Linked DNA regions of Homo sapiens: region 2 is linked to region 1. Evidence: read pairs that join two places in POLR2A ChIA-PET (ENCODE). Cell type or tissue: PC-3. All regions are shown on one strand. Links, peaks and the distances in the headings refer to the core of each region. The heading gives the core; the rest is flanking DNA.

Region 1 (11,350 bases), core at 5,336-7,835:
GAGGCAGGAGAATGCTTCAACCCGGGATGCGGAGGTTGCAGTGAGCCAGGATTGTGCCACTGCATTCCAGCCTGGGTGACAGAGCAGGACTCTGTCTTAAAAAAAAAAAATCTGTTAAGTTTTCAAACAAGAATGTGTAAATTTAAGAAAGAAAAAGATTCATTAGAAAGGAAAATGAAATTCAGAAACTCTGTCAGAAAGTAGAGAAAAAAATATAGACATTGAAATCAAGAAAGAAAAGATGAGAAAATCAAAGGACAAGTTCAAGGTCCAACATCTGACCAATAGAAGCACCAGAAACAGAGCAGAGAGAATGCTGGGGAAGACAGTCATCAAAAAATGACTCAGGAAATGTTCCTAGAACTGAAAGACATCCATTCTCAGATCAAAAAGACTCAGCAGGAGTCCTGCACAATTGATGAAAATAGATCCCCAACAAGAGACAAGATGATGAAATGTTGGAACATTTGGAGGAAGAAGAAGATGCTTAAAGATGACAGAGATACAAACAGGTTACATAGAAAGAATCAGTCATTGCGAGGGCATTAGACTTTGCCAGGCACACAGTAGCTAGGAGGCAGTGCAGGAATGCCTTCAAAATTTTGAGGGCAGATTATTTTCAAACTCAAATTCTATGTCCAGCAAAATTATCAATCAAGTGTGAGGGTAGAGTAAGAATATTTTTAGGTATTTGCCTCAACAGCCCCCACTTGCAGGAGCTACTAGAAGAAGCGCCCCACCCAAAATGAGGGTGTAAACGAAGAAAGAGAAAGACTTGGCATCCAGAAAACAGATGTAACACAAGAGAGACAAAGAACAAAGGCGAAAGAAGATCCCTGTGGCCAACTGTGCAGTGAGCCCGGAGACAGGCAGCCAAAGAGGAGCTGGTCAGAGGGGCCTAGAAGGAATTTTTCTAAAAAGACAGAAATGCTAGATTCTCAATTAGGGCTGAACACACTGAGAGGAGATTTACACAGCTGAATTAGTGTTTTGGCAGATAAAATGAAGTCTACAAAACATTAAAAAAAATAGAACAAAATGATAATGATTAATTCCAGAGGAGAAAATACTGTTTGGAAGAGAAAAAGTAACTGTGATATAATTTATGTCTCAGCTGTCGATAGTGTTTACACTATAATAAATGTGAATCCTGAAAATGGCTCTAACCAAAATTACAACAAAATCAGAATGGGAAGATGGGGGGCAGCACAGGAAGTGTGTGTGTGTGTGTGTGTGTGTGTGTGTGTGTGAGAGAGAGAGAGAGGGGTGGCAAAGAGGATAGGAGAGGTGTATGTCAAAGAGACCAGACTCTTATTTTTCACAGTAGAAAGTCCATTGGTAAGTCTTGAAATGGAAAATACAAAAAGTATCAACACAAACAAGTTATTTCGAAATATGAAAGTAAATACCAGAATAATTACTGTAAAAAGAGTTGAGAGTGATTGCCTCTGGGGAAAAAGAAACAGTGGGAACAGGGTAGGAAACTGGTTCTTGTCATAGCAAAAGAATAATTTGTCTTTTAAACTACGTCCATAGATAATTATGACAAAAGTAAAAACAAAAATAGAGAAAAAGAATAAGAGAAGAAAGAAGGCTCACACGTAGACTGTGCACCCACTCTCAGGTAGCACTATTACCAACACCTCCTCAAGCTTTGGCTCATTTAATCCCCACGTGGCACAGTTCCTGTTATCCAGGTGAGAAAAGAGGCCTAGAGACTCTGAAAACCTGCATGGGGCACACATCTAGCAAGAGATTTGCTCAATTCATCCGTCTCCCGGCTCCCCCAACTTTGGGCAACTCTTACCAACACATTATTTTTCTTCTGAGTTAGTTCCTGTAAGGAGGAAAGGTCTGGTCTTTTCCCAAAGCCTTCCTGGAGTTCCTGCTGACTTGGGGACATAACTCTGTCAGTGATTTAATTCATTCCAGATGGAAGGCTCCACTTGGCTCTTAAAACATGCCTTTGGGAGTGCTGAGATTTGCAGATAAGACTTGGGATGAGGGAGGAAGAAAAGGAAGCCAGAGGGTGGCAGAATATGAAGGCTGGGGGTGGGAAAGTCATTTAGGGATGAGTTTGAACCTGATGGAACAGCCTCCTCCACAGCTGTCAGGCCTGCAGCCAGGGTTTGGGGCCTCGGGCCACCAGCCCAGAATCTTAGGGTCAGAGACACATGCACTCCACCCATTCACAAATTCCCCAGACACTTCTGAATGCTCAGTGGCAGACACTGGAGTGGGAGTTGCGATGCAGGGTTGAATAAAATACAAACTACTGCCTTGAGACGTTCACAGTCTAGCAAATGAGACAGCAAAATGGACAAGTGGATAGCGAAATATTTATGATCCTGTGAGATTATAAATATTTGGGACAGAGTACAGAGGGAGGACAAAAGAGAGTCATAGTCATGGAGGAATGGACAGTAGGCTGGGTCATGAAAAATCAACGGGCAAATTCCAGGGAGCAAAGTTGGAAGGGATACACCAGGCAGAGAAAAGGGCAGGGGCAAAGACATGGTGGCCTGCTGGATGGCAAATCATGGAGGCTGGGTGAGAAGGAGCTCTCAGGGTTCCTTGGAGCTGCCCTACACAGCTCGGGGGAGCTGGTATCAGCAGATAGGGTGTCCACTCCTGGTCCCTCCTCTTCTGAGCGTTGTAACCTCAATGAAGGCGCTTCATCTTTCTGAGCATCGGTTTTTAAAATCTATTTATGGAGAAGGTGGTTTTTAAATTAAAAATCAACATGAAAATAATATATCGCATTGTATTGGGAGGGAATTGTTTTTGTTTTTGTTTCTTTAGACACAGGGTTTGCTCTGTCACCCAGGCTGGTGTGCAGCAGCGCAAACATAGCTCACTACAGCTCACTCTCCTGGGCAATCCTTCTACCTCAGCCTCCCGAGTAGCTGGGACTACAGGCATGCACCACCGCACCCAGCCTATATATTTTTTTAAAACCAAGAATGTTGCATACGTGTTTGTGATGAAGAACAAGCTTTTTGGTCCAACTCTCTCTACCCCTGATTCACTTTCCCAAGGCAATGTCTTTTAGCCATTTCTATTTGTATTTATTTAGATGGTTAGCCTCTGTAACTCTACATTAAAGTAGAGTTTGCTTATGGATCTGTTTCTTAATTTACCAACATTAGATAATGAAAAGTAATCATTTAGTTCACATAAACTCCTTTTTCTCTTCTTCTTTGATTCATCTATCTATCTATCTATCTATCTATCTATCTATCTATCTATCTATCTATCTTCTAATCTGTTTTCTACTGGCTATATTTGAACATTTAAACAATTACTTATTTTCTATTTCTTTTTTAAAATTAATTCTATTCACCATCTTGACAACCCTGTATGATGATAAGACTATTAACTCCTCCCTTTTCTTACGTTTTTCCCCCCATTAATGGAGCATTCCATTGGCTACACATTGATTTTTCTATTGTCAAGATAGTTGGCAGGGCACAGTGGCTCACTCACTCTTGTAATATAGAAAATAATGGCAACAATATCTCCCTTTCATTTAAAATGCCAGGTCTTCATATTAAATGAAATGTATGTGAAAGCCTAGAACTGACTTCCTGCCTTGGTACAGCAATCACAATACTGTCTCCAGCTCGGACCTACACTCGGACTAGGTGCACAAGTCTGCTTGCTTCCCAGACCCTGGCTCAAGGACATGAGCTGCTTTGTAGTGAGGTTTTTATTTGTTTACACAAAATAGAAAAGTTGAGGACAATATAGTGAATGTTCCATAACATTAAATTGATTAATTCAGGGGATTTTTATTTACTCTAAAAGTCTGTTCCTTTTACTTATTTTGGTATTAAAATAAAAATGTTATTAAAATTTATAATGAGGGGCCAGCATGGTAGCTCATGCCTGTAACCCCAGCAGTTTGGAAGGCTGAAGCAGGAGGATCACTTGAGCCCAGGAGTTTCAGACCAGCTTGAGCAACGCAGTGAGGCCCTGTCTCTACAAAAAATAAAAAATTAGCCAGGCATGGTGGTGAAAGCCTGTAGTCCCACTTACTTGGGAGGCTGGGGTGGGAGGATTGCCTGATCCCAGGAGGTGGAGGATGCAGTGAGCAATGATTGTACCACTGCACTCCAACCTGGGCAACAGTGAGATCCCATCTCCAAAAAAATTTTTTGGATTAAAATTATCTCACAAAATGATGGATGATTCTTATTCAAAGGCTCCAAAACTGAAATGCAGAACGGATTATATTTTAATGTAGTCCTTGACCAAATAAAAAGTTAGGACTCTTGTTTGGCCTTCCATGTGGGCAGGGGATGCAGTTTGCTTACAGGTCCTTGAAATGCAAATATTTAGGAACCACTGAGCTAAATGGATGGAGAATGGAAATCCAGGTGGTTCTTGACTTTAGCTGCAATGACTTTTGTTTTGAGATAGGGTCTCACTCTGTCACCCAGGCTGAAGTGCAGTGGCCCAATTGTAGCTCATGCAGGCTCAAACTTTTGGGCTCAAGTGATTCTCCAGCCTCAGCCTCCTAAAGTACTGGGATTACAGACATGAGCCCCTGTGCCTGGCCTGCAATGACTTTTTGTCCCCTCTGAGTATGCGCTGTGGAGGTCAGCTTAGGGCGGTACTGAGTGAGTGAGTGGTCTGCATTAGCGAGTGTTGATGAATGAGATGGTGACCTGGGAGGAGACCAGGGCTGACTGCTGGGGCTCAGCCTATGGAACAGGTGGGAATTGGAATTGGAATTCCTCTCTTGGAGATATTGTCCAGGAGAGCCTGTGGCTTTGCTTCTCTTTGAGAACAAAGGAAGGAAAGGGGTTTTGTTACATTAAGATGGCTGGAACTGGAGCATCCAGTGAGTGTCTAAAAATGACATAGAAGGGAGGGTTATTTGAGGCTGGAACCCCAAGAAGCCTCAGGCCAGGTGTGCTACAGAAATCTGGGAAGCCTTCCTGTGGGAGGGAGGGGATGGAATAGAAGTGGCAAAGTGCATGGTGTTTGGGGGGACTGTGGAGGGAACCATCAGGTCAGGCCTGAGGTGGTTAGGGTAGCCTTTTGTGTATGGTGTGATGTAAGCAGCTGTTAAACAGTGGGAAAGGGGGTTCCCTGTCAAATAATTTGGGGAAATGCTAGGTTTAACAAAGTCATACAGGTTTCTTTACCACAGGGCTTGTACATGGTAGTGTGACCAGTGAATCTCCAGGAATCAAATATATGTTTCCTCAAATTACAGACCCTTTCCCTGGAAACTGCCATGGACAGTAGGAGAGAAAAGGGTGGAGGGGTTTGAGGGGCTGAGATCATGGCGAGTCTTGATCCAGAGGCCTCACTCCATCCTGTGTGTGAGAGAAACACGGATAGAGAATTAAACATGCAGAGTCCTGGGGCCCATCCCTAACAGGAGGTCTGAAGCCTGGCCCAGGAATCTATGTGCTTAACAAACTGATTCCCATGCCAGGGCTCCAGGAACCACACTTTGAGAAATGATGAGTGCAGATGAGACAACTCCAATGAACACAAGTCCTGGAAGCCACAGCATTGGACGGCACTTAAGGATTTAAGCCTCCATGAGGATGGAGGGCTGAGAGCTAAGAGCCTAGATCTCCCGCCCCGCTAAGGGATTTGGGTGGGGAGAGCTGAGCCGCCCATGGTCTGGCTGTGCAGGTGACCACAGCGAAGCCACTTGCCTTCCCCCTGGTGTCTGAAGTGAGATACTGCAGATCAGGGCTTGCAGACCTCCCAGAGCAGGTTGGCTGGCAGCTGCCCTCAGAGATGTAAGAGGACAAGGCCCAGCTCAACCCCGCCTCTTCCAGAAAGCCTCTCTCCCCTGGCTCCTCTGTGCTCCTTCAACACCCGTTTCTGAAACACACCACCTCACTTTGCCACACCTCCTCCTGATGTTTCTAAAATGGTTATTTTAGATCTTATGGGAAGGATAGGGGCACTGATAGCTTTATCTCTGAAAGTGGGGAGCCCAGGGACACTGTCTATAGCTGAAAATAGAAGTATCCTACTTAGACTTACAAAGATAACAACCAAGGAGCAAATGCCAGCCATCTAACTGGATGGGGGGGAAGGGGGAGAGGAGATCCCCCATCTGATACGGCCAAATATCTGTAAAACAGATAAATCAAGAGAGCAGAAAGACATCATACTGTATGGCTCCATTTATACGACATTGTGGAGAAGGCAAAATCAGACCCATGGCTGTCAGGGAAGATTTGGGGATGAGCTGAAGAAGGAAATGGCTTTGCAGTCCGGCTGGGAGACAGGACGGGGAGGAAACCTACTGGGGAGCAGGGTGGGTTAGGGAAAGTAACCTACCCCAGCAGACCATGCGACACTAGTGGGAAAAGATCTGCCTGCTTGGCCCAGTGCACAGAGCTTTCCCAACCCTGTCCTGGTTGCTGACTAATGTCTTAGGGATGTGAGAGGCCGGGGGAGGGATGTGGCCAAGGATTCTGGGAGGGGCGGTTACAAGATCTTGGGTAGGAATGAGAACAACAGCAAGAGCAACTGACTTGATCAGAGCTTCCCAACCTATGGGCTTATTTAATCCTCACAATGATTCTATGGACTTCTTATTATCCCTACATGGCAGAGGAGGAGACTGGAGCCCAGTGATATTAGGTAATCTGCACAAAGTAACACAACCAATAAGAGAGAGAGGGTTTTGGACACAGGCACCTTTGGCTTCAGCACCCTTGCCTTTAATGGCCACTGCTCTGTATGGTACGAAGTCCGTGAAGCCAGTGATGGTGGAGAATCTTCTATGACATTCGTGCAATGCAATGCACCTATCCCACCATAGCTTACCCACTTCTGTTGATAGGTACTCACTATTTTCCTGGGAAGGCCATGCTTAAATGGACTCAAAGTCAACTTCCTTATGCATTCATCCACAGCCCCAGTTACCCTTTTAATCCTTGAGGTAGTCACGAGTGCTGCCAGTCAATCATTCCTATCTGCACATGGGCTCTAGGTGTGATTGCACTTCCTGGCCCCATGAAGTTACGTGTTGCCATGTGACTTCCTTTGGCCAGTGAAATGTGAGCAGAAGCCTAAATAGCCAGTGTGTGGCTTACCTCTTTCCTATGCCATTGCTGCAGTGTCTTGGGGAGCTCATGCCTACATGAAGCCTGACTTGCCCTGAATCCCCGAGCAACTAGGATGAGGAGAGCTCCATGCTGACCTGTGTTGAACATGTAATGTGAGCAAGAAATAAACCTTGGCTGTGTGAGCCACTGAGATTTGGGGATTGTTTATTATTATAGCAAAACCTAACCAATCCTGGCTCAATCTGTTCCCAGAGAACAAGTGTCCACTCAGGGTCAACAACAGTCCAGCCTCTTCTAAGTCTTCTCTAACCTGGATAGCCCCCAGTTTTTCCAGCTGAGCCTTCAGTTTGCTGACCTCTCACCTGATCTCTTCTTCCAGACACACTGCAGTGTGGAAAGGGAACACCATCACCCAGGAGCAATTTGTAAAATCTATTATCCCTTCCCCCTTCTCAGTATTCTTTATTTTTACTTTTATTTATTTATCTTTTTTGAGATGGAGTCTTGCTCTGTTGCCCAGGCTGGAGTGCAGCGGCGCGATCTCGGCTCACTGAAAGCTCTGCCTCCCAGTTCACGCCATTCTCCTGCCTTAGCCTCTTGAGTAGCTGGGACTACAGGCGCCTGCCACCACGCCCGGCTAATTTTTGTATTTTTAGTAGAGATGGGGTTTCACCGTGTTAGCCAGGATGGTCTTGATCTCCTGACCTTGTGATCTGCCCGCCTTGGTCTCCCAAAGTGCTGGGATTACAGGTGTGAGCCACTGCGCCCAGCCCTTTCTCAGTATTCTTTCTACCTCAGTGATGCAGCCAATGATTGCACTGAGCCTTCAGCAGGCAAACAAGGCTAACCCCATCCCTGGGTTCCGTTCTGGACCTGCCTGGTTCTAATTCTTTGGGCTCTGGATAAAATGAGGCTTCAATATGTAGAGGTAGATTGACCTAGTTCTGGGTTTCCTTCTGTCTTGACACTACTACTAACTTACCGGGTCACTATGGGCAATTTACCTAACCTCTCTGAGCCTGTCTTCTCAAATGAAGGCTAGAAGTAATAAGACCAACTTTGAGATGGCGGTAAGCATCAGGTACAGCACCCAGCACCTCCCTGGTGCCTGGTGGGCCTGTGCAGATGTTATTGCCTTTTATTTTTCCCTCACCCCCATCTCTTTCAGGCTCACAAGATGGAGAAAGGGGAAGGCATTTCTGGAATGAGGCCCCAGTCGGCTCCTGCACCATTGCTCTGTCCCAATCTCTGAGTTTTAGGCCAGCCAGAGGCCCTTCTAGCCCCCCTTCCAGGTCACAGCTGTCTGTTCTCCCTTCCCTTGTCACAGGGGCTGCCCCATGGGGCTGCGAGAGAGGGAGGGGGATTCCAGGCTGCAGATGTCCAGGACTCAGAGAAGTCTGCAGAGCTAATCCTGGGGCTGCTGGCGAGGCCAGGCCAGGGCCTTAGAAGTGGCTTTCAAGAGGTCCTCTCCTGCCTGCCGGCAGCGTGTGGCTCAGCTCGAATTTCCGAGGCCCCCAACTCAGGAACAGCTGCGTGGCTTCCCCTCTCCTCCCTCTGTTCCCTCCTTTCTTCCCCATACATGAGTCAAAGAGACAGCCAGGCAGGGCTAGCCAGGGGTCTGGACAGAATCCAGAAGTCTCCAGCCACTCAACCCTGGTCTCTCTGAAGCCTGGGGAGCTCAGACACCTGGGGTTTCTTGGGCCTTTCAACTCCAGACATATTCCTGCTGCTCTTCATTTGGCCAAAAACCTCTGGCCCAGCTTTGATGTTTGCCTTTTTGTCCACCCCTTGGTTCTCTGGCTGGGCAGGCTTCCTGGGACACCTTCTACCCAGTGTGGTGGGGCGGGACCTGCCTTGGGGTGGAGCCTCCTAGTTTGGTAGTACGCCCACCCACAAGCCTTCCCAGCCTCCTCCTTCCCCCAGGTCCCTAAATGTCCCTTCCAACTGCCTCCCAGAGCAACAACCTCTGACTCTCCTTTCCATGTCCCTATCAACATCTCCACACCCACCCCAGGGAAAGGCGAGAGAGAGAGTGTGTGTGTGTGTTACACGTGTAATGCTTGTTACATGAAAAGCTTGTTTGGTTATATCCTTAACTATCTTGCTGGGTTTTTTTTGACAAATAAGGAAACAAGAGCCAGACAGGGTGGGAAATTTGACTGGTTCACAGAAAGAGGAAATGGTAAAGCCAGGATTTAAACCCAGTTGTGATGATTCTGAGCCCATGCTCTTTCTTCACGCCACCATGTGGCCTGGAAAAGACCTGCCACACACCTGCCCAGGAGCATGCAGGGAGTGAGTGATTCACCCCCTGCCCCAGATACAAGCGGCCCATGACCAGGGACTCAGGCCACTTCCACAGAACACGCTTGGTCCAGAGTGACAGTGAGGAGAGAATGACTTGGCTGGTGCAGGAGACCCCCATGCTAGTTCCTCTTGGTGATGGGTCCCCAGGGTGAGGCATGAATCTGCTCCCGCTGGGCCTCCAGTCTCCCTCACAGTACAAGTTCATTTAGGTGCTGGGAGTGACCCTGGGGGAACAGATGGTGCTGCATGATCATACATGATCCTGAAACACAAGCCAGCTACTCCTTCTGGTGTCCACCAAAGAAACAGGGATCCAAGCCAAGCTGGGGGGAAAATCTGCCCTTGCAGGTTTACTGAGGGACTGTATGGGGAATTCTACTAGGTGTCTCCTAAGATACTTTTTTTTTGAGACAAGGTCTCTGTCTGTCACCCAGGCTGGAATGCAGTGGTGTGATCTCAGGTCACTGCAGCCTCAAACTACTGGGCTTAAGCAATCCACCCATTTCAGCCTCCTGAGTAGCTGGGACTACAGGTGGGTACCAACATGGCTGGCTAATTTTTGTATTTTTTGTGGAGTTGGGGTTTCAACATGTTTCCCAGGATGGTCTTGAACTCCTGAGCCCAAGCATCATGCCCACCTCGGCCTCCCACAGTGCTGGGATGACAGGCCTGAGCAGCCGGCCCAAAGATACCTTCAGGGGAAAGACTGACTCTACACAGTCCCAACCTTGGGATGATAAACTAACCCCAAACATGGAGTAGTAGGTGGCCCCTTACTCCCAGCAAGTCCTTCTCTAATGGTGAGATTCCAGGACAGGGGAGAAGTCTAGGGAGAGAGACTGGGGACATGCGGCCTTCCGGGACCTCAGTCTCACACCACCGGGTCCTGGGCTCCCTGTTGTCTCTTATCAATCTAGGTTTCCAGCGTGGTGCAGTGAAGGAGTGTGTGACCCAGGCCCCAGCCGCACTCTGCAATGACACCATGGGCAAGTCCCTTAAACCCGCTCCAGACCTCAGTTTCCTCATCTGTCAGCTGAGACTACTGGACAAATGACCAGATGAAGTTCTAGAGCCCTGGAGGACTCTGTCTGGGCTGGAGACAGCTCAAGACCCTGCCCAGGAAGCAGAATGGCTTCTAGTGCTGGCTACATCTGGCCTGAGGCTGCTTGCTTATGGTTTGGGACTGGTTACCAGATCTGCTTCCAGGGATGGTGTCATCGCCTCATTTTATAGGTGAGAAAAACCCCTTTGTTTCCCGAGGGTCCTGTGCAGCCTTCCCTGCCCCTCCAGCTCCTACTACCTCTACCTTCTGTCTGTCCCTCTGTTCTGAAGCTCCTGTGTTCTGTCCTTGTCCTACTCAGGCCTGCTCTTCTCTGAGGCCACAGGCTCAGGGCTCTGCAGGCCTCTTCATCATGTCCCAGGAGCCCCAACCCTCAAACAACTGCCCATTTCCCTTTCCTCTGTGTCAAAACTCCATGTTTCGGCCTGCAATTGTCACAGGCCCAATGGACCTTTCACACCAGCTGGCTGAGCTTGAACAGGTCACTTGAGCCCAGAGCCTGGACACGTGTGAAACAAAGACTGCAATAATCTCACAGTGACTGGAGCAGCTGTCTCACACTGGGTGCTTACTGAGACAGGCTGGACACCATGTCCTCACCATCAGCCCATGAAATGAGAGCCATCTCTCTCCCATGTCGAGCTTGAGAATGTGCCTGCCTGACAGAGGTGTAGGACTGCCTCAGCAAGGGCATAGTATACAATAGGTGCTTAATAAATGGGGACAATTGTGTTAAGATTTGTGGAACCCCAGGGGCAGTGGCTCAGCATCAGGTGGTTTAAAAACCCTCTGCCAGGTCAAGGCTGGCCTGGAATTGAAGGAGGATAGCAGAGGAGGGTGTTTGGTGGGCCCTGCAGTGGGAAGCTAGAGGTGGCCAAGGCTGGGGAGGTGGGCGGTGCAGGTACCCTGCGCCTACTGCATTAGCCCCATTTTT
Region 2 (11,350 bases), core at 5,700-8,199, 530 kb after region 1:
TATGTTAATCCCCTAGGTGGTTAATGAATGTACAGCTCATGTTAGGAGCAATAGCTTCTGATGAGTGTACTTTGGTAATGAAGAGAGTTTGGAATATGCTGGCACTTGTGCTTCCGTGTATAAACTCTTACACATATGTACCCAGATACAACATTAAAAATGTCTACTACACGGCCAGGTGCGGTGGCTCACACCTGTAATCCCAGCACTTTGGGAGGCCAAGGTGAGTGGATCACCTGAGATCAGGAGTTTAAGACCAGCCTGGCTAACATGGTGAAACTCCATCTCTACTAAAAATACAAAAATTAGCCAGGCGTGGTGGCGGGCACCTGTAATCCTAGCTACTTGGGAGGCTGAGGCATGAGAATTGCTTGAACCCGGGAGGTGGAGGTTGCAGTGAGCTGAGATGGCACTACTGAACTCCAGCCTGAGCGACAAGAGTGAAACTCCATCTCCAAAAAAAAAAAAAAATGTCTACTACATACCTGTAAGAAGTACAAAACTAGTATGTTTGTAGACATAAGCTATGAACTAGATCTATGTTGTGCACCTAATGTCATTCCAACACCTTCAAGTGCAAATGAAGAAGATGGAAAATTACTGAAAACTTGTATAATGGGGACATAATGCAATTTGATAAAGTAACACAAGGAAAGGATAATAATTTTTTCAAATATATTTTTATTGTACAAAACTAAAGCCACATACACTTTGTTACGTTATGATGTATTTTCACGTTATTACATCAAAAGAAGGTAGAAGACTGAGAAGAGGGATGATTATTGAAGAGATTTTAAGGTTATATATAATTCATTTGTAATAAAATAGGCTATTTTATGGGTATGTATGGAAATAACTACCTCAGCATAAGATTGTATACGAAAAATCCACAGCTAGGCCAGGCGCAGTGGCTCATATCTCTAATCCCGAAACTTCGGGAGACTGAGGTGGGTGGACCATGAGGTCAGGAGTTTGAGACCAGCCTGGCCAACATAGTGAAACCCTGTCTCTACTGAAAATACAAAAAAATTAGACAGGCATGGTGGTGCGTGCCTGTAGTCCCAACTACTAAGGAGGCTGAGGCAGGAGAATCACTTGAACCTGGGAGGCAGAGGTTAGGTGAGCCCAGATCGCACCACTGCACTCCATCCTGGGCAACAGAGCAAGACTCTGTCTCAAAAAAAAAAAAAAAAAAATACACAGCTAACATCATACTCAACAGTGAAAAACTAAAAGCTTTTCCTCTCAGGTAAGGAAAAGCGAGGATGTCCACTCTTGCCACTTCTATTCCAAGATAGACTGGAAGCCCGAGCCAGAGCAATTAGACAAGAAAAAGAAAAAAGGCATCCAAATTGGAAAGGAAGAAGTAAAATTATCTGTTTATGGATGATGTGGTCTCATAAATAGGAAAACCTAAACAAAGCTATTAGAAATAATGAACAAATTCATCAAAGTTACAGGATTTTAAAAAAAATCAGCATACAAAGATCAAATGTGTTTCTATACATTAACAATTAACAATCTGAGTAGCCAGGTGCAGTGGCTCATGTCTGTAATTCCAGCACTTTGGGAGGCTGAGGCGGCGGATCATGAGGTCAGGAGTTTGAGACCAGCCTGACCAACATGGTGAAACCCCGTCTCTACTAAAAATACAAAAATTAGCCACGCATGGTGGTGCATACCTGTAATGCCAGCTACTCAGGAGGCTGAGGCAGGAAAATTGCTTAAACCTGGGAGGCAGAGGTTGTGGTGAGCCAAGATGGTGCCATTGTACTCCAGCCTGAGCAAGACAGAGTGAGACTCTGTCACAAAAAAAAAAAAAAAAAAAAAAAAGCCAGGCACAGTGGCTCACGCCTGTAATCCCAGCACTTTGGGAGGCTGAGGCAGGTGGATCATGAGGTCAGGAGATCAAGACCATCCTGGCTAACAGGGTGAAACCCTGTCTCTACTAAAAGTACGAAAAATTATCTGGGCGTGGTGGTGTGTGCCTGTAGTCCCAGCTGCTCGGGAGGCTGAGGCAGGAGAATGGCGTGAACCCAAGAGGCAGAGCTTGCAGTGAGCCGAGATCATGCCACTGCACTCCAGCATGGGCGGCAAAGCGAGACTCTGTCTCAAAAAAAAAAAAAAAATCTGAAAAAGAAGAAAACGATCCCATTATGAAAGCATCACACAGCTGGGCTTACCTATATATCGAAAAAAAAAGCACTAAAAGAAATAAAATATTTAAGAATAAACTTAACCAAGGAGGCAAAAGGCTTGTATACTCAAAATTTCATAACGTTGAGCCAAATTTAACAAAACACAAATAAATGAAAGCAATCTTGTGTTCCTGAATTTCAAGATTTAATATTGCTAAGATTCTCATACTATTTAAAACCTATAGATTAAATGCAATCCCTATCAAAATTTCAATAGCATTTTATAGAAATAGGAAAAACTACCTTAAAATTCCTATGGAATCTGGGCCCAGTGCAGTGGCTCACACCTGTAATCCCAGCACTTTGGGAGGCCAAGGCAGGTGGATCTCTTGAGGTCAGGAGTTCGAGACCAGCCTAGCCAACATGGTGAAACCCCACCTCTACTAAAAATACAAAAATTAGCTGGGTGTGGTGGCGCATGCCTGTAATCCCAGCTACTTGGGAGGCTAAGGCAGGGGAATCACTTGAACCTGGGAGGCTGAGGTTGCAGTGAACCAGGATGGTGCCAGTGCACTCCAGCCTGGGCAATTGTGAGTTGAGTGAGACTATCTCAATAAAACAAAAACAAAATTCCTATGGAATCTCAGAGAAAAGCAAAATAGCCAAAACAATCTTGAAACAGAAGAACAAATTTGGAGATCTCACAATTTCTGATTTCAAAACTAATTATAAATTGATAGTAACCAACAGAGTATGGTACTGGCATAAAGGCAAACATATAGACCAATAAAACAAAATAAAGAGATCAGAAATAAACTCAGGAAAATGTAGTCGAATGGTCTTCAACAAGAGGACCAAGATCATACAATGCAGAAAGGACAGTGTCTTCAAGATATAGAGTTGGGAAAATTGAACACTTACATGCGAAATAATGAAGTTGGATCCTTACCTTACACCATATATGAAAATTTACATTTAAATATTCCATTCATTTTGAGCTAATTTTCATCTTATAAATTTCATATTATACTTTTTTTTGACGGAGTGTTCCTCTTGTTGTCCAGGCTAGAGTGCCATGGCGCAATCTCATCTCACCACAACCTCCACTTCCCAGGTTCACGTGAATCTCCTGCCTCAGCCTCCCAAGTAGCTGGGATTAAAGACATGTGACACCACACCCAGCTAATTTTGGTCTCAAACTGGCTAGTCTCGAACCCCTGACCTCAAGTGACCCTCCTGCTTCAGCATCCCAAAGTGCTGGGATTACAGGCATGAGCCACCACGCCTGGCCTCATATTATACTTTGAAGCCTTACATTTAAATCTTCCATTCATTATGAGTTAGACCTAAAAGTATAAAACTCCTATAAGAAATCATAAGGGAGGGTGGCTTATCCTCATTTGAAAAAGAAATCATAAGGGAGGCCAGGCATGGTGGTTCACACCAATAATCCCAACATTTTGGGAGGCCAAGGCAGGAGGATGGCTTGAGTCCAGGAGTTCAAGACCAGCCTGGGCAACATAGGGAGACCTCACCTCTATAAATATAAATAAATAAATAAATAAATAAATAAATAAATAAATAAATAAAATAAAAAGAAATCATAAGGGAAAAGCTTCATGAAGTTAAATAGTCCATGATTTCTTGGATTGACACTAAAAGCTCAGGCAACAAAAGCAAAAATAGACAAATAGGACCATATCCAATGTTAAAACCTATGTGGATCAAAGAACACAAAGTGAAAGGCAAGCTATGGGATGGGAGAAAATGTTTGCAAATTATATCTGATAAGGGGTTAATATCAAGAATATATAAAGAATTCCAACTGGGCACCGTGGCTCACACCTATAGTCCCAGCACTTTGAGAGGCCGAAGTGGGGAGATCACTTGAGCCCAGGAGTTCTAGATCAGCCTGGCCAACATGACAAAACCCTGTCTCTGTGAAAAATACAAAAAATAGCCAGGCATGGTGACACACACCTGTAGTCCCTGCTACTTGGGAAGCTGAGGTGGGAGGGTCACCTGAGCTCAAAGAGGTTGAGGCTGCAGTGAGCCAAGATTGCACCACATCACTCCAGCCTGGGCATGGAGTAAGACCCTGTCTCAAAAAATAATATAAGTCACATAATATATAAGAATTCCTATAACTCAACAACAAAAAACTCGATTGAACAATGAACAAATAACTTAAATAGACATTTATCCAAAAAAGGCATACATGTGAAACGATGCTTAACATCACTAATCATTAGAGAACTGCAAATCAAAAGCACAGTGAGATATCACCTGACACCCATGAGGATGGCCACTATCAAAGCAACAAAAAGTGACACGTGTTGATGAGGATGTAGATAAGTGAGAATTCTTGTACACTGCTGGTGGGAATGTAAAATGGTACAGCTGCTATGAGAAACATTAGAAAGCTTCCTCAAACAACAAAAAATGGAATTACCATGTCCAGCAATCCCACTTCTGGGTATATGCCAATAGAATTAAAAGTAGGATCTCAAAGACATATTTGTACACCTATGTTCATTGCAGCATTATTCATGATAGCCAAGAGAAGCAACCCAAATGTCCATTGATACATGAATGGATAAACAAAATGTGGCATATACATTAAATGGAATATTATTCAGCCTTTAACAAAGGAAATCCCATCACAGGCCACGTAGAACCTTGAGGATATTATACCAAGTGAAATAAGCCAGTTACATAAAGTAAATGCTGTATGATTCTACTTATGTGAGGTATGTAAAGCAATCAAACTCATCAGAACAGAAAGTAGAATGGTGGTTGGCAGGGGATAGGAAAAGGGGAAATCAGGAGTTGTAAATAAGAGCGTTACAGACCAAATTGTGTCCCTCCCAAATTCACGTGTTGAAGTCCCAACCTCAACAGGATTGTATTTGCAGATAAGACCTTTAAAGAAGTAACTATGATTAAATGAGGCTTTAACTGGCTGGGTGTGGTGGCTCACACCTGTAATCCCAGCACTTTGGGAGGCCGAGGTGGGCAGATCACCTGAGGTCAGGAATTCGAGACCAGCCTGGCCAACATGACAAAACCCTGTCTCTACTAAAAATACAAAAAATTAGCCAGGCGTGGTGGCACACGCCTGTTGTCCCAGCTACTTGGGAGGCTGAAGCAGAAGAATCGCTTGAACCCGGGAGGCAGAGATTGCAACAAGCTGAGATCACACCACTGCACTCCAGCCAGGGTGACAGAGCGAGACTGTCTCAAACAAAAAATAAAAATAAAAAAACTTACAGCTATCTATTGCACAACAATGTGAATATAATTAACATTACCAAACTGTACACTTAGTAATTGTCAAGACTGTAAATTAAATATTTTATTTTTACAATTAAAAATTAAAAAATAAGCACTCCCCTTTGGGCTTCAAAATGGTAGGCACTTCTTTCACCAGTACCACAATGTGCTTGTTGTTCATTTTCCTTTATATCACACTAATTTTGCATCCAAGGAAAGGAGGCCTGGATCGAGGTCATAAAAAAAAAAAAAAAAATCCTCCTCCTAAATCTAAAGCCTTGGCGAACTTCCCAGCATGTGGAGCAGAATCTGAAAATCTTCACTAAGCGGTTATTCAGGTCATGGACTGTCATCTGCTTAGAAAGATGATATCTTTTCCTGAGAATCTGTGGCAGACAGAAGTTAACCTAAAAAGCTTGAAGTTTATCCATAGTGCTGGTATGGTCAGTCAAGTAGTGCGATGGCTTTAAAAGGGGTGGGGCCTGTGCTGCCACCTGTGTCTCAGTTTGTCCAGGATATGCAGGTCCTTTTACAAGGTTCCCATCAGCAACAAGAGACTGGAGACACTCATTCCAGCATTGCATAGAGAGAGTGTGTCTTGCTGACCCAGGCCATGCCATTGCTGTTTAGGGTCACCAGGCTGAGGCTGAGCCAGATTCTTAAAGGGCAGCACTACCAGGCCAGTGTGCTTGTTCCCCTTGTCACCTTGGCATCTTCCTTGGTATGGGGGTCAGAAAGGAGTCTGCATATGTGACAGCCCCACTCATAGAATTGGTACTATTGACACAGGACTTCTAAGTGTCAAAGGAGAGTGAGAGCTCTCTCCCTGCACACCCTGGGTAGGCTGAAGCATCATGACCCCTGGTCCCTGGCTCATGCAGCTCCCAGGGGGATCCCAAGGAACAAAGGACATGTAGAATGGGAGAAAAGCCAGTACAAATGACTGTTTGCTGCTGAAAAACTTGGAAGGAGGAACGGGAGCAGATCTGCCCACCTCTGCCTCCCAAAGTGCTGGGATTACAGGCATGAGCCACCACGCCCAGCCAAGTCTGACACCTTTAAAAGTCTGAAAAGAAACATTTACCGCTGGGTGCCATGGCTCATTCCTATAATGCTAGCACTTTGGGAGGCCAAGGCAAGCTGATCACTTGAGCTCGGGAGTTTGAGACCAGCCTGGGCAATATGGCAAAACCTCATCTCTACAAAGAAAAAAAAAAAAATTGGCCAGGTGTGCTGGCATGCACCTGTAGTCCCAGCTACTCAGGAAGCTGAGGTGGGCAGATTGATTGAACCTGGGAGGTCAAGGCTGCAGTAAGCAAGGATCACACCACTGCACTCCAGCCTGGGTGACAGATGGCAGTCTTGTCTCAAAACAAAACAAAAAACAACGGCTTACCATCTATTCTCTTTGAGGGAGGTATCATCCATATAACAAGGCCAACTATGCTAGTCCACCTTCTTCCTTTCTCTCTCTTAACCTGTCTTGCCACTAAACCTGATTTACTTGTTTCGGACCATGCTCCAAGTCTATATTTTTTAGTGGCCTCAGGATGGTATATAAGTTTCTGTAACTCTTTGGGAAGTTGGGTCTTCATTCTGAAGACTCCTGTGTACACGTTAAATAAATCTGTATGTCGTTTCTCCTGTTGTCTGAGATGTTTGAACCAGAGTGGCTCCATCTGGAATAGGGGCTGGTTAAAATGAGGCTGAGACCTACTGGGCTGCATTCCCAGGTAGTCAGTCATTCTCAGTCACAGGATGAGAGATGGAAGTCAGCACAAGATACAGGTCACAAAGACCTTGCTGATAGAACAGCCTGCAGTAAAGAAGCCAACCAAAACCAAGATGGTCACGAAAGTGATCTCCGATCATCCTCACTGCTCATTACATGCTAATTAAAATGCATTATTTTATTTTTTATCTTTTATTTATGTATTTATATATTTATTTATTGTCGGGTTTTTTTTTTGGATGAAGTCTTGCTCTCTCATCGAGGCTGGAGTGCAATGGTGCCATCTAGGCTCACTGCAACCTCCGCCTCCTGGGTTCAAGCAATTCTCTTGCCTCAGCCTCCCGAGTAGCTGGGATTACAGGTGGGCACCACAACACCTGGCTAATTTTTTGTATTTTTAGTAGAGATGGGCCTGGTGGCGGGCACCTGCAATCCCAGCTACTTGGGAGGTTGAGTCAGGAGAATTGCTTGAATCTAGGAGGTGGAGGTTGCAGTGAGCCAAGATCGTGCCACTGCACTCCAGCCTGAGCAACAGAGCAAAAACTCCGTCTCAAAAAATGAAAAATCAAAAAAGATAAAGAGAAAAAGAAAAAAGAAGAAAAAGGAAAATAAGAAAAAAAACCCAAAAAGTTCAAAAACAAAACAAAAAAATACAAAATATTTTACAGAGTTTAACTCTTTTCATCGGCACTATTGATCTGCTTTTAATTCCCAAGCATTGTGCTCAAAGCCTATATCTGTTATCTAAATTAATTAATCAAAATATTTTTAGATAAAAAGTCTTACACACAGCTGGAATCTAAACTAATGAATGCCTTTATGAATACCATATGAGAGCTAACAGCACCTTACATTGTTTCCTGGCCTTTCCTTCTCACCATAGGTTCCAACGAGCTCAGTACCTCTCAGGCAGCCAATCACCAGGTCTTCTCACATGCAGCAATTTTATTACCAGAATTTGAGTAAACCCTATCTCCCATACCCAGAACAGATCATCTAAACATGAAACTGCCTTTGCAAAAGTTATAACAGTGAGAAAATTATGACAGTGGAAGAGATCTGAACTAACCAGCCCCCACCTTGCCTTTATTAATTAATTTATCTACTTTTGAGACAGGGTCTTGCTTTGCGGCCCAGGCTAGAGTGCAGTGGTGCAATATTGGCTCACTGCAACCTCCACCTCCCGGGCTCAGGCTACTCTCCTGCCTCAACCTCCCAAGTATCTGAGACTACAGGTGCATGCCACTACACCCAGCCCAGTTTACCTTTAACCTCCAAACTATCCCTAGGCATTCCTGGGCCTGGGCGAAGCTAACTTTGGGAGACATTTAGTTTATAGTTTAAATGATAATAGCCCTTCCCCAAAACTGCCTTTGTAAAGCTAATGAAAGACCACCAGGATAGGAGGATAAGAGGAGCCTGAATTCTGCTGATGTGGAGGCCTAAAGGATTACCAGCCATTATTACACAGGTCACAATTTCCCCAATTACTCCTCCAGATAACATCACTATTGTAGAACCTAAGATTGGCCTTTTGAGATGTCTTACAGGTTTTTGCACTTCTGACAACTGATAGCTCCACCCAGACTGCCAGCCACCCTGTGGGCCCACCCAGATGCAGACTCAGCACAGGAGGACCATATTCCACACCCGTATGATTACATCCCCACCTAATCAGGTACATCCGTTCCCTTACCTGCCAAACTATCCTTGAAAAATCCTAGCCTCTGAATTTTCAGGGAGGTTGATTTAAGTAAAAACTACTTCTCCACGTGGTGAGGCCAACCTCATGTCAATTAAATTCTTTATTGCAATGCCTTGGTCTCAGTTAATTGGTTTCATCTGCACAGTAGGCAGGACGAACCCATCAGGCAATTAAAAACATAAAATTTTATCCTCTTGAGCATTTTCAAAAATTGAGGTCATTATAACCAATTAATCAGAGACTGTATATTAGATGCTAACACCTGAACTCAATTTTTACCCCTAAAAAGACATATCCACTTATCTTCATTGGTTTAAATACCATCTCACTTGGGACAATTATATGCCTTATCTCTTTAATAAGTTAAAAAATTATCTTAGTTTAATTATTGCATCAATAATTTTATTCAAAATAATTCAATATAGAATTTCTTGTGTATGAATCAAATTAGGGACATTAGCTTAAAAAAAATTAGGGCCAGATGTGGTGGCTCACACCTATAACCTCAGCACTTTGGGAAACTGAGGTGGGAAGATTGCTTGAGCCCAGGAGTTTCAGACCAGCCTGGGCAAGATGGCAAGACCATATCTATACAAAAACTTTTTAAAATTAGCTGGGACCGGTGCAGTGGCTCACGCCTGTAATCCCAACACTTTGGGAGGCCGAGGCAGGCGGATCACCTGAGGTCAGGAGTTCCAGACCAGCCTGGCCAACGTGGCGAAGCCCTATCTACTAAAAATATGAAAATTAGCCAGGCGTGGTGGTGCATGCCTGTAGTCCCAACTACTCAGGAGGCTGAGGCAGCAGAATCGTTTGAACCCCGGAGGTGGAGGCTGCAGTGAGCTGAGATTGCACCACTGCATTCCAGCCTGGACAACAGAGCAAGACTCAGCCTCAAAAAAAAAAAAAAATTAGTCGGTCATGGTGGCTTGTGCCTGTAGTCCCAGCTACGCAGAAGGCTGAAATGGGAGGACTGATTGAGCCCAGGAAGTCGAGGCTGCAGTGAGCTGTGATTGAGCCATTACACTCCAGTCTGAGTGACAGAGTGACATCCTGTCTCAGAAAGAAAAAAAACAAGAGATATACACAGAGTTATTGCTCTTGTTTTATTTTTTTCACTACATAACAGGAATAAACTTCATGGCAAAATAGAGACCTAAGAGAATTGCTTGAAAGTGCTTAGCCTAGCTTTTCTCTTTACTTAACTTTGAAAGAAAATAAATAGAAACCAAATGCCTACCTGAATTCTAGGCTCTGGAATGCCAATTTCTTTGGCCAGTTGATCCCTGGCAGCTATACCAGGATAGGGATTCTTTTCAAACCATGCCTGGAGGGTATCTTTTTGACTCTGGTTCAAAACAATCCTCTTTCGCCGGGCCTCTCTTTCTAGTGAGCCTAGCAAAGACACAAAGGAATAAAAGAGTATGAAGAATGTGCTTATAGATTAAAATTGCTGGCATTATTTCAGACGGAAAGCCAATATATCCATTGATGACTCTATGTTTTTACTTTAGCAACATATCTTAAGTCATGCTAGTAAGGACACATATAAGTGTAAATTCATCTTTTAGGAAATATGATAGGCAATGATCTAAGTATACAGAGCAAAAGCTTACAGAAATTCCACAATAGTAACATGCAAGAAAATAGGAAGCAACAGAATTAGAAAAATGCGTAAAATTAATAAAACAGGTAAATATCATGTAAAAAACTAAAAGGTTAAAACACATCCTTCTAATCATGGTTTCATGATTTCAACTTTTTTTTTTTTTGAGACAGAGTCTTTCTCTGTCACCCAGGCTGGACTGAAATGGTGCGATCTCGGCTCACTGCAACCTCCACCTCCTGGGTTCAAGCAATTATCCTGCCTCAGCCTCCAAAGTAACTGGGATTACAGGTGCCCATCACCACGCCCAGCTGATTTTTGTATTTTTAGTAGAGATGAGGTTTCACCATGTTGGCCAAGCTGGTCTCGAACTCCTGACCTCAGGTGATCCTCCCACCTCGGCCTCCAAAAGTGATGGGATTACAGGCATGAGCCACTGCTCCCAGCCGTGATTTAAACTTTCATAAACTCTAGAAAACAAACAAGCCCTTTGGCATCAACACAGAGAACAGCCAGCAGGCTGATAGGAACTTACCATTTGAACTTTTGGCCAAATCCATACTGGGAAGAGTGGCCTGGATTCCAGAATCTAGTGGCTTCACAGAACAACTGCCAGAGACACAAGATACAACAAAACACAGGGTGGCCCACCCATCTCTCCAAATCCTGACCTCAGGTGATCCACCCGCCTGGCCACCGAAAGTGCTGGGATTACAGGCATGAGCCACTGAGCCTGGCCACACCCATTTCTTAAATACCTTTCTACTGAATCCCTTCATTAAATATTTAACACCACTTAAAAGGATTTTGAAGTAATTAGATTAAGGGTAAGATGAATTTTAAGTAGAAGTACAGATTCTACTACGTAATTTTGCATCTATCATGATACTTTTCCA

Evidence for each region. Peaks named below come from ENCODE experiments on the same cell type or tissue, not always from the same donor. Only the 100,000 strongest peaks of a DNase experiment are listed, where the experiment ranks them.
Region 2: POLR2A ChIA-PET joins it to region 1 with 5 read pairs; 1 of 35 experiments calls an interaction of 5 or more read pairs at or near these places.

Annotation. Positions count from the first base shown.
Region 1 is chr10:79,482,094-79,493,443 of GRCh38, forward strand. No RefSeq gene overlaps it. Among named protein-coding and RNA genes, the nearest start is that of EIF5AL1, 25 kb to the right of the region's middle. RefSeq lists an enhancer at 8,363-8,422 and a cis regulatory region at 8,987-9,487. In PC-3, for the core only: CTCF peaks have their summits at 5,681 (motif pointing left) and 5,884; DNase peaks (open chromatin) are centred at 5,718 and 6,418; H3K27ac peaks cover 547 bases.
Region 2 is chr10:80,007,633-80,018,982 of GRCh38, forward strand. No RefSeq gene overlaps it. Among named protein-coding and RNA genes, the nearest start is that of SFTPD, 64 kb to the left of the region's middle. In PC-3, for the core only: no CTCF peak of the experiment used is centred there; a DNase peak (open chromatin) is centred at 7,139.